5 separate regions of the Homo sapiens genome follow, and all the other regions are linked to region 3. The links are chromatin contacts, found by Hi-C or POLR2A ChIA-PET in ENCODE. All regions are on one chromosome and are shown on one strand. The core of a region is the stretch at or near the end of the contact, and the rest is flanking DNA. Distances in the headings are between cores, read along the strand shown.

Region 1 (2,700 bases), core at 1-2,500, 530 kb before region 3:
ACCTTTTGGTGCTACCATGCTATGCATTGAGGGTCCAGGATGTGTAAGGCACTAGCACAGCACCTGAGATATTTTTGAGTGGTGGGGCAGAGAATGTGGTACAAAAAGATGAATGAGGCTGGATGCAGTGGCTCACGCCTGTAATCACAGTGCTTTGGGAGGCTGAGTGGGGAGTATTGCTTGAGGCCAGGAGTTTGAGACAGCACTGAGGGTCCAGGATGTGTAAGGCACTAGTACAGCACCTGAGATATTTCTGAGTGGTGGGACAGAGAATATGGTACAAAAAGATGAATGAGACTGGATGCAGTGGCTCACGCCTGTAATCACAGTGCTTTGGGAGGCTGAGGGGGGAGGATCGCTTGAGGCCAGGAGTTTGAGACCAGCCTGGTCAACACAGCAAGATTCTGTTTCTTACATTAAAAACAGCAACAACAACAACAACAACAACAACAACAAACAACCACCCATGAACAAGATCTAAGGAGTGCAGGGAAGGCAGTGGGTGCCTCTCAGCACACAGTGAGGCTGGTGCGCTGAGAGGTTTCCCCTCATTGGGATTTCTTTGTTCTCTTTGCTATTCCTCCCATTCAAGCAACCCTTTCTCTGCTCTTCCCTAGGTAAGGGGTGTGAGAGCAGAAAGACAAGCAGTCCTCTTTCGGCTGCAGTGACCATTGGGGTGCTCTGCCCAGGTCTCCCCGCTAGCTGCAGTGACAGTTGATGATGGCCATGGCAGAGCCCGCACTGGATGCCCCCTCCTGCTGCAGGGAATGGCCTCTTTTCAGGTCATATCCCCCAGGTTCTGAAACTGACCGAGGAAGGAACGCAAAGGCTCGGCCCTCTTGCCTCAACTTGGGACAACTCTGATGGGCCGTCCCAGCTCGAGAGCGCCACTTAGGATTGGCTGGGGGTGGCTCCAAGTGTAGCCTCGTTGCAGCCAGCTTCAGCTTCTGCAGCATCCTGCCTTTCTCACTTCTTTACAGGAGAATCTCCCGAGAACACCCTCTGATCAGCACTCTGCATGCAATTTCCATCTCAGACTCTGTTTCTAGGAAGACTTTCAGGCAGCTGACACTGGACGTGGTTGTGAGTTGCAGGCCCTAATGAAAAATTGGAGAGGAAGCAGGTGGCCGGCTGATGAAATGATAACCAGAAGGCCTGTGGGCTTGGGTGGCTGAGGCTGAGGCTACTGAGTGTTGAAGAGAGAGAGGCAGAGGCGCAGGATGACTCATCACTGGTTTCAGGCAAACTGTGAAAGCCAGAGCACTTCCTTGGCAGCATTTAAGAAAACCCCGATGATCTGCAGCTGGAAGGCAGGTTGGCTGGAGGACCAGTCTGAACCCTGAGTAGGTTAAGTTCTCAGTCCTTCAGACACAGGGCTCTAATGGGAAAGAGGTGAGACCCTTACACTTAGGGTGGGAGCCCTGGACAGTTGGGAACCCTGAACACTTACATGCCCCTGAGTCCCCTGGGCCTGCAGAAATGGCCTATTTCTCATGTCATGTAGAAGATTGTAGACTGCTTGAACCTGGGAGGCGGAGCTTGCAGTGAGCCCAGATTGCACCATTGCACTCCAGCCTGGGCAACAGAGCGAGACTCGGTCAAAAAAAAAAAAAAAAAAAAGCAAGACTTTCCTTTTCTGAAGATCATACAGAGGTCTCAAATGAGGTAGGTATCATACAAGACAATGCTTGACCCATCAGGATCTACCCTCATCTTTCCTGTTGGCAAAACCAAAGAATAACAAGAACCAAATCTCAGCACAGCCCGACTGGGGATGAGCTGGGCTGGCTTGGCCAAAAGGGGATATCAGGTGAAGGAGCTGTGGGGTCGAGCTAATATGTTGCAGAGGACCTGGGAATATATTCATGGGATTGGATCAAAGAGTGTAGATATAAAATCGAATAAGGTTGAGTTTATTGAGAGGGAGCAATCTAGGTGGTACAGGATTAAGCATCTTGGTCAAGATCCCTGGAGAGAATGCTAAGACTCAACTCAGATGTTGCTTAAAAGCCTAGAGAAAGCAGTGACCCACACTCAGGCAGATGGTGGAGAGAGGGACCAAATGGCTCAGAGAAGTGGCCATGCTGGAGTGGACATGCTAGCATCCATGGTGCTGACTATCTTCACGAGATGGCCTGGAGGACTTCCCATGTACAAAGGAATGCACTGGTGAGAGTGGCCCCAAAGTCACTGAGCTCAGGAATGGCTGTGCTCTATGTGCCAGAGCTGATGACAGATGATGAAATCACAGAACTGGCTCCTGGTAGCAACGGGGATGACAGGATCCTGGGATTACAAAGGCCAGGTGGTATGCTCACCATTGGATGCAAGGCAGAGGCCATGATCACAATGAGAGGCAAGATCAGTGGGGCACCCAGGGGGTTCCTGCCCTGCAGAGAGCTCTCAATAGGCTCATTGTTTTAGGAAGGAGATAGATGGGCACCCAACAAGGGCAATGCTTAATTTCTACAAGAAAGCACGTGTGGATTACCAGGAGGTACAAAAGTCAGGATCTTTTGCCTAGTTTCTTGAATGGAGCTAATTCTCAGCCCCAGAATCTGTTGACTGAAGGAGGAGCAGAGCTCTTCCCAGGAAGGATGGTACCATATTACAGCAGGTGCATTCAGCAATAATTCCCCCACTTCTCTCCTAAAGGTATCTAGGACATTTATTTAGGCAAATGCACACTGGGGAAAGACG
Region 2 (2,700 bases), core at 161-2,660, 700 kb before region 3:
GTCAAATTTTGAGCAATCAATAGACACATGTGGCTAGTGGCACCATCGTGGAGGGTACTGGAGAGTACACGTGTAGAAGACAGATACCATGATATTCATCTCTTTATCTCCAGGACCTGACCAACAGTGGACCCTTCATAAGTACTTAATGAATAAATATGAACACGCTGCTAGAAACGGGCCTTTTTCAAACATAGGTATTGGCTGGGGGTGGAGGTGGGGGCAGAACAGAAAACCCTGGAACACTGTACTTGGTAATACAGAGCATGGACTTACATTCTCACACCTTGGGTAGGGCTGCATCAGCAGCTGACCCAGATACCTTGGAATTCCTTAGCTTCTTTCTGTCTCTGTTTCCTCATCTGTAAAAAGAGATAGCGACACCTGTCTTGCAAGATGCTGGGAAGATTAAATGAATAGGCGTACACCAAGTGCTAAGTACCCGACATGCCCATAAGCACTGAAGAAGCAGTAGCCACAGTTACTTTAAACCAGAGATTCTGTCAGTCATATGGACAACTCATACTTTAGTAGCAGCAGGATGGTTTGGCCAGGGCTTTCGTGCTGGTCCTGAAGTTGGCTGTGTCCCAGTGGTAGGACTCTTGTGGTATAGATTTTCTCATTTTGGGAGCACTCTTGACAAGGGGTCACGAAGCAATTTGTGGTGTTTGTCTTTTTGGCTGTAGCTGTGGAAAGTCATGTGCCAACCCTGGGGCTTAGGGTTTAGTCAGCAAGGGCACGTGTGGAATGAGGGGGGCCCTACTCTGGGAGCCCATAGTACCCCCCAAGCCTGAGGGCTCAGCTTCCCGTGGGAGCCTGGGCTGACTTAGGGCAGCCAGGCCCCTTCAGAGCAGGGTGAAGACCTGGACCCCGCTGCCTGCTGTCTGTGCCCCCTCGGCCATCCTCGTATGCTCCGCCCCTCTACCCTGTCCTTTGGACGCCCCCTGACTTTTTCCCCTAAATTGACTGAATTGAAATTTACTTGTTTGAAACAATAGAAACCACGTGTTTCCTGATCATACCTAGCTTTGAAAACAGAAAGTGGGCAAAACAAGCCAGGCGCATAGTGGCATTGAGAAAGGCAAAGGCTAACTTCATTAAAAAGCTTCTTTGTGGTATCAGGCAGGAAGTGAAACAGCTTTAAATGGCAAACATTTCTCAATCATTTAATGCACCAGTAAGCTTGGCATTCTTTCTCCTTTGTCCCCTTAAAGAAAAAGAGAGCCCAGATATAACTCAGATGAGGAGGGGGAGGGCCCGATCCTGTGTGTTGGAGGAGTTCCCTGGAGCATTGGTCCTCACCCCCATGAAGCTTCACGGGAGGACCAATGTCAGACGTGGGTGCAGAGGACAGTGCAGTTTCTCTTGTGTGGCTGAGCCTGGGCCACCCCGGATGGATCGCTGACTTCTTGTTGGTGCCACTCACCAGCTAGTTCTCTCAAATCTGTTACCATCAGAAGCCCGGTAAATGGCAAACTTTCCTTGTTAACATGTAGGTCCATTTCCTGGGGATAGTGAAACCCCAGTCCCCACAGGTAGCATTGACCTCTGTTGCCAAATGCCATTATCCTGGTGTCCACTGCATGTTAGGCTCTTTCCACAGAAACCAAAAACACAGACAAGTGTGATAGGCTGAATCCTTTCTTGAAGAAAAAAATTGCACGTACATATTGAATAGCAAACCAATCAAAATGAAAAGGAAAACCAGAAGATGGATGCCACTGATACACGCTTGCTTAGTTGCACTTTTTAAGATTCATTTATAGATGTCAAATAGGATATGAACACATGGAGGTGTGCAGTAAATACTCCTTAATTGATGAAAAGGCAGACATATATGTGAAGATTTTTAGGGAAATACTTTTTTGGGGAAATAGCAGCCAGTTTAAGTTGGTAACATAAATGGTGCCAGATGAAATCATATTGACTGAGACCAAAGTCCAGCCAATATGAAATCGCTCTCAAATGTAATGACTTTAGCATAAAAATTCTGAGTGGTTTCCCACATCTCGTTAACCTTTGTACTGCTCTGCAGCCGTAGGGGCCAGGCATTCTCATAGGGCACTAAGGAAGTGAGAGGTGTGCCTTAAGGTGTGGCTGTAACTCACATTTCTTTTTTTTTTTTTTTTTTTTTTTTGAGACGGAGTCTCGCTCTGTTGCCCAGGCCGGACTGCGGACTGCAGTGGCGCAATCTCGGCTCACTGCAAGCTCCGCTTCCCGGGTTCACGCCATTCTCCTGCCTCAGCCTCCCGAGTAGCTGGGACTACAGGCGCCCGCCACCGCGCCCGGCTAATTTTTTGTATTTTTAGTAGAGACGGGGTTTCACCTTGTTAGCCAGGATGGTCTCGATCTCCTGACCTCATGATCCACCCGCCTCGGCCTCCCAAAGTGCTGGGATTACAGGCTGTAACTCACATTTCTGGACTTCCATTATCATCCTGTCTAATCCTATCATCACCCTGCTGCATCTGGCAAAATCCCCCTGTTCTTGAGCCTCCAAGTGGGTGAATTGGCTCCCATATCACCTCATTCCTGCTGTTGGCACAGGGCTAGTCCACGGTGTCGCAACTGTTTGTTTAGTGTCTGTCTTTCCCATACAAGCTCCTCCAGGGCACAGATCCAGAATTATACACCCCAACATCCCAGTAACTCCCACAGTGTCTGGTAGGTAATAGTTTAATAAAAGCTGGTTGAATGAAA
Region 3 (2,700 bases), core at 96-2,595:
CACACTGAAAATTTAATATGTATTTTTCTAGCTGTTTAATATCTGATGCTCCTATTAGATTCAATTTCCAGAAGGCAGGCCCCTGATTGTTTTGCTCACCTGAGCAATGTCTCTTCAGCACCCAGCGCAGGCCCCATGAGCACAAGTACTCACAGAATAGAGAAACGAAGGCATGCCCAGCACCCTAGAGGAAGGACTGTCATAAAGAAAGAAAGAAAGAAAGTCACATTTCTGAGAACTACTGTGTGCATGTGTGCATCAGAGTGTCCTAATGTCAAATCACCTCTGTTGAGTCCCTCATAGGGTAAAACTTTCAGGGAGGGCCAGGATGTCTGCAGAAACGTTTCAGGTCCACATTTCTCCAAAGATAGAATGCACAGCTTTTAGAGACAGCTGACCTTCCATTGCTAGGGGCTTCTTAGTGGAAGTGTGCTGGAGACCATGGCTGGGGAACTGGGCTCAGTGAATTGCCATATCCTTTTCTAAACAAATGATTTTAGAATTTTATGACCAGGTGTTACCATAGTAAGACCTGCTCAGTAAAAAAACAAACAAACAAACAAACAAAAACAAAAAACACTATAGGGCTCTATCCAAGGTGCTTGTCTAACTCTCTAACCCCAGTTTCAATTTCTCGCCCTTAGGGGCAAATTGGCAGGTTGTCCCCTGCTCCTCCTGGCCCACACAGCCTTGCTTATTTGTCTCTGTGTGATTTCCTTCTGAGGTATGGCCTCAACATTCCTCTCAACATAGAGTCTGGAGAGCCACATCTGTAGACCTGTCTGGGCTCATGGGAAGTTGACTTGCGCTGTGAAGCTCTTGTAGGGCCACCTGCCACACCCCTCTGATGACAGGGGTCACTCACTGGGCTTGAATCTTCCCTTTATTTCTAAATTCACTTTTTTCTTCTCATTTGTCTGCATTTCCTTTTCTTCTATTGTCATGGTTCTCAGACTTGCAGGTGCTTCAGATCACCTTTGGCACTTGTTAAAACACAGCTTGCTGGGCCCCAGCACCAGAGTTTCTGATTCAGTAGGGAATTTGCATTTCTAACAGATTCTAGGTGATGCTGCTGTGGCTGGCCAGGGGGGCCCGCCTTGAGAGCCACTGCTGTGCTGTGACCCAGGGTGTAAGAGAGAAGCACCTACTGACCATGGACCCATGGCCAGGAACTCCGCATGGAAAAGGACAGCAGGGGTAGCCGCCCACAGGGAAGAAGCGAGCTGCTGCCAAGTGAAACCTGTGGCCAGCCCCACCTTTCTTAGCAATTCAAGCTCTGAATCAAAGTTCAGGCCAACCTTGGGAATTGTGGTTTTTAGCAACTTTGCTGAAACCAAAAACATTGCCCAACTTGAAGTGTCAAAAGCCTGCATCAAGCACTGGCTCTTCCTCTTTTCTTCCGTAGGAGCCTCCACTCCTCCGTATATGAAAGTTTCAACTGCTGTCGTCCTGAGGGTTTGGCAAGGAGGGACATTCCACAGTTGTGAGATGACTGTGTTCTAGAGAGTTGACAATGCGGCATTTGTGTGTGTGGCGACTTCCTCCATAGAAAAACTCCAGAGAGCCTCCCTTCCGATGCTGCTGATACCCTTCCTTCCCAAGGTTCAGAATCAGGGAGTCCATTTGAGCAGAATCTTAAACAATATCACACACTTATGGAGCCACATCAAGCTGGGACATGCCACTGGGTCTAGAAAAAAATTTTGAGAAAGTATTGCTGTCATAAAGCTGATGTGTTTTGCTGTGTTAGAAGGCAAGATAATCTTGCAGAGACACAGAACCAGATAATTCCTTTTAAAGCAAGGTCATGAATAATATATATAGATAGCCATAGTCGCTGAGGGAAGATAGCAGAAGAAATAAATAGAAGAGCTTTAAAAATTGGAAAGAACTTCATAAGAACAGCAATCTGGGGCCAGTCTTGGGGGAAATTTACTCTTGCAATCTAAAATGTCTGAGGGTAGTATTAGGCATGCTGTAGTGGATGTAATGTTCCAAATTCATGTGGGTCACCTTGAATTATAAGCAGAAGGCTCAACTAGGTTCACTATTCTCAATTTGAGAAGGCAAAGACATGCATACTCCATTCTATTAAGATTTCTACAAAACTAGAGAGGGGAGTATGGCTTAGCGATTAAAAGCCAAGAGTGTAGAGCCAGGCTGCCTGGATTTGAATACCAGTTCTTCCACCTACCAGCCATGTAATTCTAGGTAATCTATTGGATGTCTCTGAGCCTCAGTATTGTCATCAGTAAAATGGAAAAATGATAGTTCCTACTTTATGTCGTTTTTAGGAAGACAAAAAGCTTCAATATATGTAAAGTGCTTTGAATGGCACATATTACAACGTTGTTTATTAAATATCTGCTATAGTAGTTAATGAAGTACTGTAGTTATTTGTTAAATAAATACTCGAAGTTGAATTTTAGATGGGTCATGCTTTTAGCCATAACATTCTGTTATGGAGAGAATTCCTATGCTGTGGGAGCTCCATATTTTCTGAAACTGGTAGGAAATCAGAAGTCTTGGCTGTTATCCTCTAAGTAGAGAGAACATGGGCCTTGGAGTCCAACAGGTTTAGGTGCAAATCCTGGCTGTGCCAGTTCCAGTTCGATGACCCTGGGCAAGACGACCACCCTCAGTGAACTTCAGTCTTGTACTCTCTGACATAAATGTCAATGATTTAATTAAAGCACCTGA
Region 4 (2,700 bases), core at 11-2,510, 740 kb before region 3:
GAGTATTATCTGTATTAAAGTGGGTGGTCTCTGAATACGGGTGCTCCTTCAAGCCTTTTGCGGGGTGGCTTGTTTGGAGGGAGGCTTTACTTGCCGTTCTGCCTCCCAGCCAAGCTGCTCCGTGTTGGACCTGTGCAGGCAACGAGGGGCTGAAATGGTGCTTAATGGCAGCATGGCGTGTCCTTTACTCCAGGCTGTACGCGGGCAGCTCCGAGATCTCCATTTCTGAGCCTCTTGCTCCACTGTAGACTTGGGAACTACTGCTTCTGCTCCCCCAGGTGCATCACCGTCTACGGGAGGAGGATGCTGAGGGGCAGTAGGACTTGGACCTGCCTTGGTGTGACTGGCCTTGGAATTCCAGATGTGCCACTTCCAAGCTCTGTGACACAGAGCAGGTTACTTCACCTCTCTGAGCCTTGGTCGTTATTGTTGATTGCTCAATGAGCATTTATTGAGCACCTCCTTTGTGTGGAGTTCTATTTTAGGTGTGAGAATTAATAGATTCACATAGCCACTAGTCACTGTTACTTAGACATGGCTCTGGGCCTGAGAGAACGTGAAATCTATTAGGGAAAAGATCACTAAATTGATGATGGTCAAGCGTGCACAAGAGTGGGAAAAGGTCCTGGAAGGCTCTCCAAAGGACGGGCTGCATTTCAGGGAGAGATGGGAAGCAGCCTGCGGGATCGGGGTACCCTGGAAGGGTGTGTGAGGGGTGGAGGGTGAAGGTGAGGAGGCAGGTGGCACAGCTGTAAAAATGACACAGTGTGAATGCGTGGGGCTCAGGGCAGGCACGCCAGCTCCCAAAGTGTAGGGCCATGCACTATGTTATGTGGTTTAAGCAGATAACTCATTTCATCCTCATAAATCCTCTGAACTAGTCACAGTATTTGTAACTCAATGTTACAAATTACAAGTAATGATAAACCACAGCCTGCCCGAAGGTCACAGAGCCAGGACATGCAGCATGGGCAGTAGGTGGGCTCCACTCTGAGCCCTAGGCTTCACCACAAGGCTCTGCTGCCTCCTACTGTGTCTTCCTTTCTTCCTGCCATGTTGGAGGAACTCAACTGGGAACCACTAGCCGCAGTCCTGAATGGGCCCTTTCTTCCCATGAGGACACCTGGCTGGAGGTTGGGGCCCAGAGGAAGTGGAGCGACAGCAGGTGTAGAATGGTTTCTGTTTGCTTCTCAGTTCTGAAGTGTTTCCTCTGATAACATTCACAGACAGCAGCTCTGCTGGACAGTTACTGCCCACCTGGAGGGCTTGAGGTGCTCTGTGTGGGGAGGTGGAGGAGGGGAAGGGGAGGAGGAGGAGGAGGGGAAAGGGAGGAGCAGGAGGAAGAGGAGGGGGAGAAGGAGGAAGACCTTGAGGAGGAGGAAGATAGGGAAGAGGAAGGGAGGAAGGAGAGGGAGGAGGGGGAGGAGGGGGAGGAGGGTGGATAAAGAGGAGCAGGAGGCAGCCATGCCCAGTGCCTGAGCAGGACCTGAGTGTGCTGTTCCTGAAGGTATTAGGAACCTCGAGCTTTCTACACCCCAGCTTCCTTTGGGTTGAGGTGTTCCTGAGACATTCACAGTGTCAAGGGCAGCCCTCCTTCGTGACGCAGGGGACGAGATACCATCGGAACAGGAGTATATTTAGAAGACAGGAAACCAGCCCTCCAGCTTGCCCTTGATTTTACAGCCAGCGTTTTAGCCTTGTGAGCACCCCCGGAATTGACTGAGGCTGCAGGGCACTGTGAGAGGCCCTGCAGCCACCCATGTGGCCTCTTCCCCTTTTCTCCTCTCTGCCTCTTGGCCTCTCTGCTGTCTCTCTTTCTGTTTCTATGCTGTGCTGGCTTTGCTGGGGTTGTCCCAAAGTGATGGGGGAGAAATGACATTTTACTTGGAACTGAGTCATTTTGCTGGATTTTTTCAGCTGCGTTCCTGATTAGTAAACCTGTTTCAAGAATGGGAAAATGCACGGGGCTATTTTTAAGTGTTCTCAGCACCAGTGTCCCTAATTCCTAGAACAGACATCAATTGCTTTTCTAGTCTCAAATGCAGATAAACATGCGGCAGCGACATGACCTTTAGCAAAGTAGACTTGCCTACCAACAGTTTGCTCATCTGTAAAATGGGGCTCACACACCCTACCTCATGGGCAGAGGAAGAAATGAGACAATGAGCACCTGACCCCCCACACAGTGCATATTGCCTATGGGTGTTTAATGTGCTGAAGGTTCCTCTGGTGGTTTTTTTCTGGATGAAACTGTGCCAAGACCAGCCCCAGGGGAACTGGTGAATCCCCTGGTGTGCTAAATACAGGTGTGTTTCTTAGTTTAAAATCCGCCTTTGGTCGGCTACTGGAGGAATCATACTGAAACTTGTACTTAAATCATCAGCTGGGAGAAAAGTTGGTAACTCCTGCTCAGTAAATAAACATTTGCCAAGCCCTCCCGTGCTAGCTCTGCACAGACAGATGGAGAGGGAAAGGGAGGTCACACAGCTCTGCCTGAGAGCCTCCATGAAGGGAAGGAGGTGAGCACAGAAATGAGGACCAGGCAGTGAGAATTGTGGGATGGGGATGGGGTGCCTGGCTCTACTAGGGGAGTTTGGAAATGGCTTATCTGCAGGTCTCATTATCCATGGTTGAAAGCTAGAGGACACTCCAAAATGCAGCAGTAGTGGAAAGACTGGGGCACCATACGCTGTGAGGAAT
Region 5 (2,700 bases), core at 63-2,562, 770 kb before region 3:
CCAGTCAGACTTTGAATCTGGGCTCTGCCCCTCATAGGTGGATAGGTGGTGGAACCCAGGGCCAGGCCTATTTAATCCTGAGCCTCCCTTTGCACATCCGTAAAATGGGGATAGTCTTAGCTGCCTCCTAGGGTATGTGAACAGGAGTGGGATGATGCATGGAAGGATCCAGCATGCCACCTGGCTGATACTTTCTCCTCACTAGGGATTCTGAAGGGCCCGCCCTTGGCATTGGCTGAAACGCGGTGGGAGTATTGAAAACGCTGGACCTGTAACTCCACAGAGAAGCGCCTCCCCACCTCAACACCAGCACTGTTCTCAATGTGTGGTGGCCTCTCCCTGCCTGAGAGCTGGTCATTTTGGCTTCAGGGAGCCGGGTGAGGCAATGCACGGCCAGCAGGTCATTTGACCTCAACAGCGCAGGCTCTGCCGGCTGCGATTCCATCACCCCTGGACTAGCAGAACCACTGCCTTTGCAGGAGTCTCAAAGGCCTGGGCTTTTGGGGGTGCTTCTCCGCCACTCCTGACTGCTTCTTTCCCTTCGGGGGCCGTGGCTGGTGCCTGCTGCGGGGTCATTGCGTGACGCGAGCACCGCAGCATCTCAGGTGCACGCGCCCTTCGATGGCCCTGAGGTGCCCGGGAGCAGGCGAGGGCCGAGTCTTAACAGCTCCACTTCCTGTCCCCGAGTCTATCTGCCACTGCTCTGTAGAGTCCTACAGTTTATCTGTGGTCAGTTTTCTTACCCATTTCCTGCCAGCTGCTACTGGTTTTTTAGTCAGCTCTGACAGCTACGGTAATTGGGAAAGGACGCAGGCTGCTGGGGCCGGGTGATTCACCAGCTCTGGCCAACAGGGACAAGGAGCACAGACGGAGGCACCCCGTCGGTCCCCCAGGGCCTGGTCCCCCAGGCTTCAATGAGTGAGACACAGAAAAGACCCAGGGGCACACTCATTGTGAACCGAAAGCTGATCTCTGTGCACGCGCGCGTGCATGTGACATAAGGGAATTTTTTTTTTTTGAATGTGCCAGAGCCAATATAAATGGTTTCATGTTTTGAGAAGTCAGAACATAACTCCAGGCTGAGTGAGGCCCCTCTCCCGGGGAGCCCCATGTTTTCTCTGAGGTGTAACTGCGGTGAGTTGTCTGTGCCTCAGATTAGGATACTGGAGTCACACTTAACATTTTATTTCATGGCATTTCCAAAAACGAAGGGAAAACCCCCATTGCAGCAAATGACTCCTCCAAATAGAAAACTTTGTGTCTGTTTTGTAAATGCTGTGGAAGGGAGTTTTGGAGCTGCCTCACTGTCAGTCATCGCCCAGCCAGGTGCCTTTGGTTGCTGAGTGTTGCACTCAGGGGTGGGCTGCTGGCTGCCGAGCAGTGCCCCTCAGAGGCGGGGGCAGGACCAGCCACACAGCCTCACCTGTCTGGGCCTCTGGAGCCAGCGCCTCCGAGTTTTACCTGACTCTCCGGGTGGCCCTGTTGCCTACTCTAGTGTGAGAAGCACCTCTCTAGACTTTACTGGAAGCTAATATTAATTTTATTGATAGCCGTGGGTTATGGAGCATGAAAATGATCCTCCAATGCAGAATGAAATGACCCACTTCACACAGATTTACTGCCTTCCTCCCAGGCACCAGGATCTGTGCTGGGCACAGCAAGGGACCACCTGGCCTCGGGAGCTAAGGGCTCTGTCTCCAGGGGTCCCAGTCTGGAGAAGGTGGGTAAAGCAAACAAGGAAGCCTCCTAATAAGAAGTTCCCTAATCAGACATGGACTTTGCTGCCAGGAGCACCCAGTGGGGCCAGCCTGGGGCCCAGGGAGGTAAGCAGAAGGGGCTCACTGTAGTAGTAGGTGAGACACAAACAGTTTCATCCATGGGTAGGAAATAGATGAGGGGGAGGGAGAGAGTTAGGAGATGGTCATGGAGATTGCGGGTGCTAAGAATGGCCTTGGTGGGTTTGGGGTCATCCCTGCTCTGACACTGTACAGCACAGTCAGCTTGAACCAGTCCCTGACCTCTCTAAGGATCAGTTTTCTCATCCATGCAATGGGTTTAATGATAGTTCCTTTTGTGATTGTTGTGATACTTCAATGAGAGAATAATGCAAAGTGCTTAGTGCAGCCCTCACTAAGCTCAGTAAGGAGGGTGACTGCATCTGAGGGCAGTGGGAGCCACTGAGGGGGTTTCAGCCGGTGAGTGACGGGAGCAGATTTTTTTTTCTTGAATAATTCCTGGAAATGCTTTGATCATTTAGGCCAGCAGAGGCTCTTGGTTGAGCATGAGACGCATGAACCATTAAGATTGCAGGATATAATCATGTGCAAATTTTAGACAATACCTGAAATCCTAAAATGCATTTCCTTTTTCCCATCGCCATAGTTTTGGATCCTAAAATCAACCAAAAGCAGAATCTGACCACTTTCCAAAGCAATGGTCCTTTAGATTGAGAACAAAATCGTGGAACAGCGCTTCATTTTTCCCGTCTCAAGAAGTCACAAGGCCCAGAATGCAAGAAAATCATGGCTTTTCGATGACCAGGCCTTGTTGGAATGGCTGAGAAGCTCCTCAGCCCCGACCAGGTGCAGTGACTGCATTCGGCTCTCACGGAGCAGGTCTGAGTGGAGCCAGGATTTGCTCTGTTCAAAGATAAAAACCACTGGAGAGGGAAGCAGCAGATCACAGGGAGCGATCTCAATC

The links. Hi-C counts contacts between places; a loop is a spot of excess contacts on that map. ChIA-PET counts read pairs that join two places held with the same protein, here RNA polymerase II (POLR2A). Pooled maps may share reads with other maps.
Region 1: a loop to region 3 is called in a map of GM12878, with 7 times the contacts of the local background. The contact joins two enhancer-like sites. A Hi-C loop is called at or near these places in 1 of 168 maps with a recorded cell type or tissue (GM12878), 10 of 37 single-sample maps with no recorded cell type and 10 of 50 pooled maps. POLR2A ChIA-PET finds 5 or more read pairs at or near these places in 1 of 52 experiments (HEK293).
Region 2: a loop to region 3 is called in a pooled map, with 5 times the contacts of the local background. The contact joins two enhancer-like sites. A Hi-C loop is called at or near these places in 2 of 37 single-sample maps with no recorded cell type and 8 of 50 pooled maps.
Region 4: a loop to region 3 is called in a pooled map, with 17 times the contacts of the local background. The contact joins two enhancer-like sites. A Hi-C loop is called at or near these places in 3 of 37 single-sample maps with no recorded cell type and 9 of 50 pooled maps.
Region 5: a map of GM12878 shows a loop between it and region 3 (6-fold over the local background). The contact joins two enhancer-like sites. A Hi-C loop is called at or near these places in 1 of 168 maps with a recorded cell type or tissue (GM12878) and 12 of 50 pooled maps. POLR2A ChIA-PET finds 5 or more read pairs at or near these places in 1 of 52 experiments (activated CD4-positive, alpha-beta memory T cell).

What each region holds. Positions count from the first base shown.
Region 1 is chr2:8,300,706-8,303,405 of GRCh38, reverse strand. All of the region lies in intron 2 of LINC00299 (long intergenic non-protein coding RNA 299), which reads left to right. Among named protein-coding and RNA genes, the nearest start is that of LINC00299, 26 kb to the left of the region's middle. RefSeq lists enhancers at 1,015-1,074, 2,180-2,700. Within about 2 kb of position 1,250, at least 17 of the 41 ENCODE cell types and tissues checked have a DNase peak (open chromatin) inside an H3K27ac peak, as active enhancers do.
Region 2 is chr2:8,476,386-8,479,085 of GRCh38, reverse strand. No RefSeq gene overlaps it. Among named protein-coding and RNA genes, the nearest start is that of LINC01814, 110 kb to the left of the region's middle. Within about 2 kb of position 1,410, at least 12 of the 41 ENCODE cell types and tissues checked have a DNase peak (open chromatin) inside an H3K27ac peak, as active enhancers do.
Region 3 is chr2:7,772,241-7,774,940 of GRCh38, reverse strand. No RefSeq gene overlaps it. Among named protein-coding and RNA genes, the nearest start is that of LINC01871, 48 kb to the right of the region's middle. RefSeq lists an enhancer at 1,190-1,239. Within about 2 kb of position 1,345, at least 4 of the 41 ENCODE cell types and tissues checked have a DNase peak (open chromatin) inside an H3K27ac peak, as active enhancers do.
Region 4 is chr2:8,514,556-8,517,255 of GRCh38, reverse strand. No RefSeq gene overlaps it. Among named protein-coding and RNA genes, the nearest start is that of LINC01814, 68 kb to the left of the region's middle. RefSeq lists enhancers at 1,799-1,848, 2,049-2,158. Within about 2 kb of position 1,260, at least 14 of the 41 ENCODE cell types and tissues checked have a DNase peak (open chromatin) inside an H3K27ac peak, as active enhancers do.
Region 5 is chr2:8,541,908-8,544,607 of GRCh38, reverse strand. No RefSeq gene overlaps it. Among named protein-coding and RNA genes, the nearest start is that of LINC01814, 41 kb to the left of the region's middle. RefSeq lists enhancers at 155-214, 1-383, 384-890, 865-1,154, 1,165-1,214. Within about 2 kb of position 1,312, at least 27 of the 41 ENCODE cell types and tissues checked have a DNase peak (open chromatin) inside an H3K27ac peak, as active enhancers do.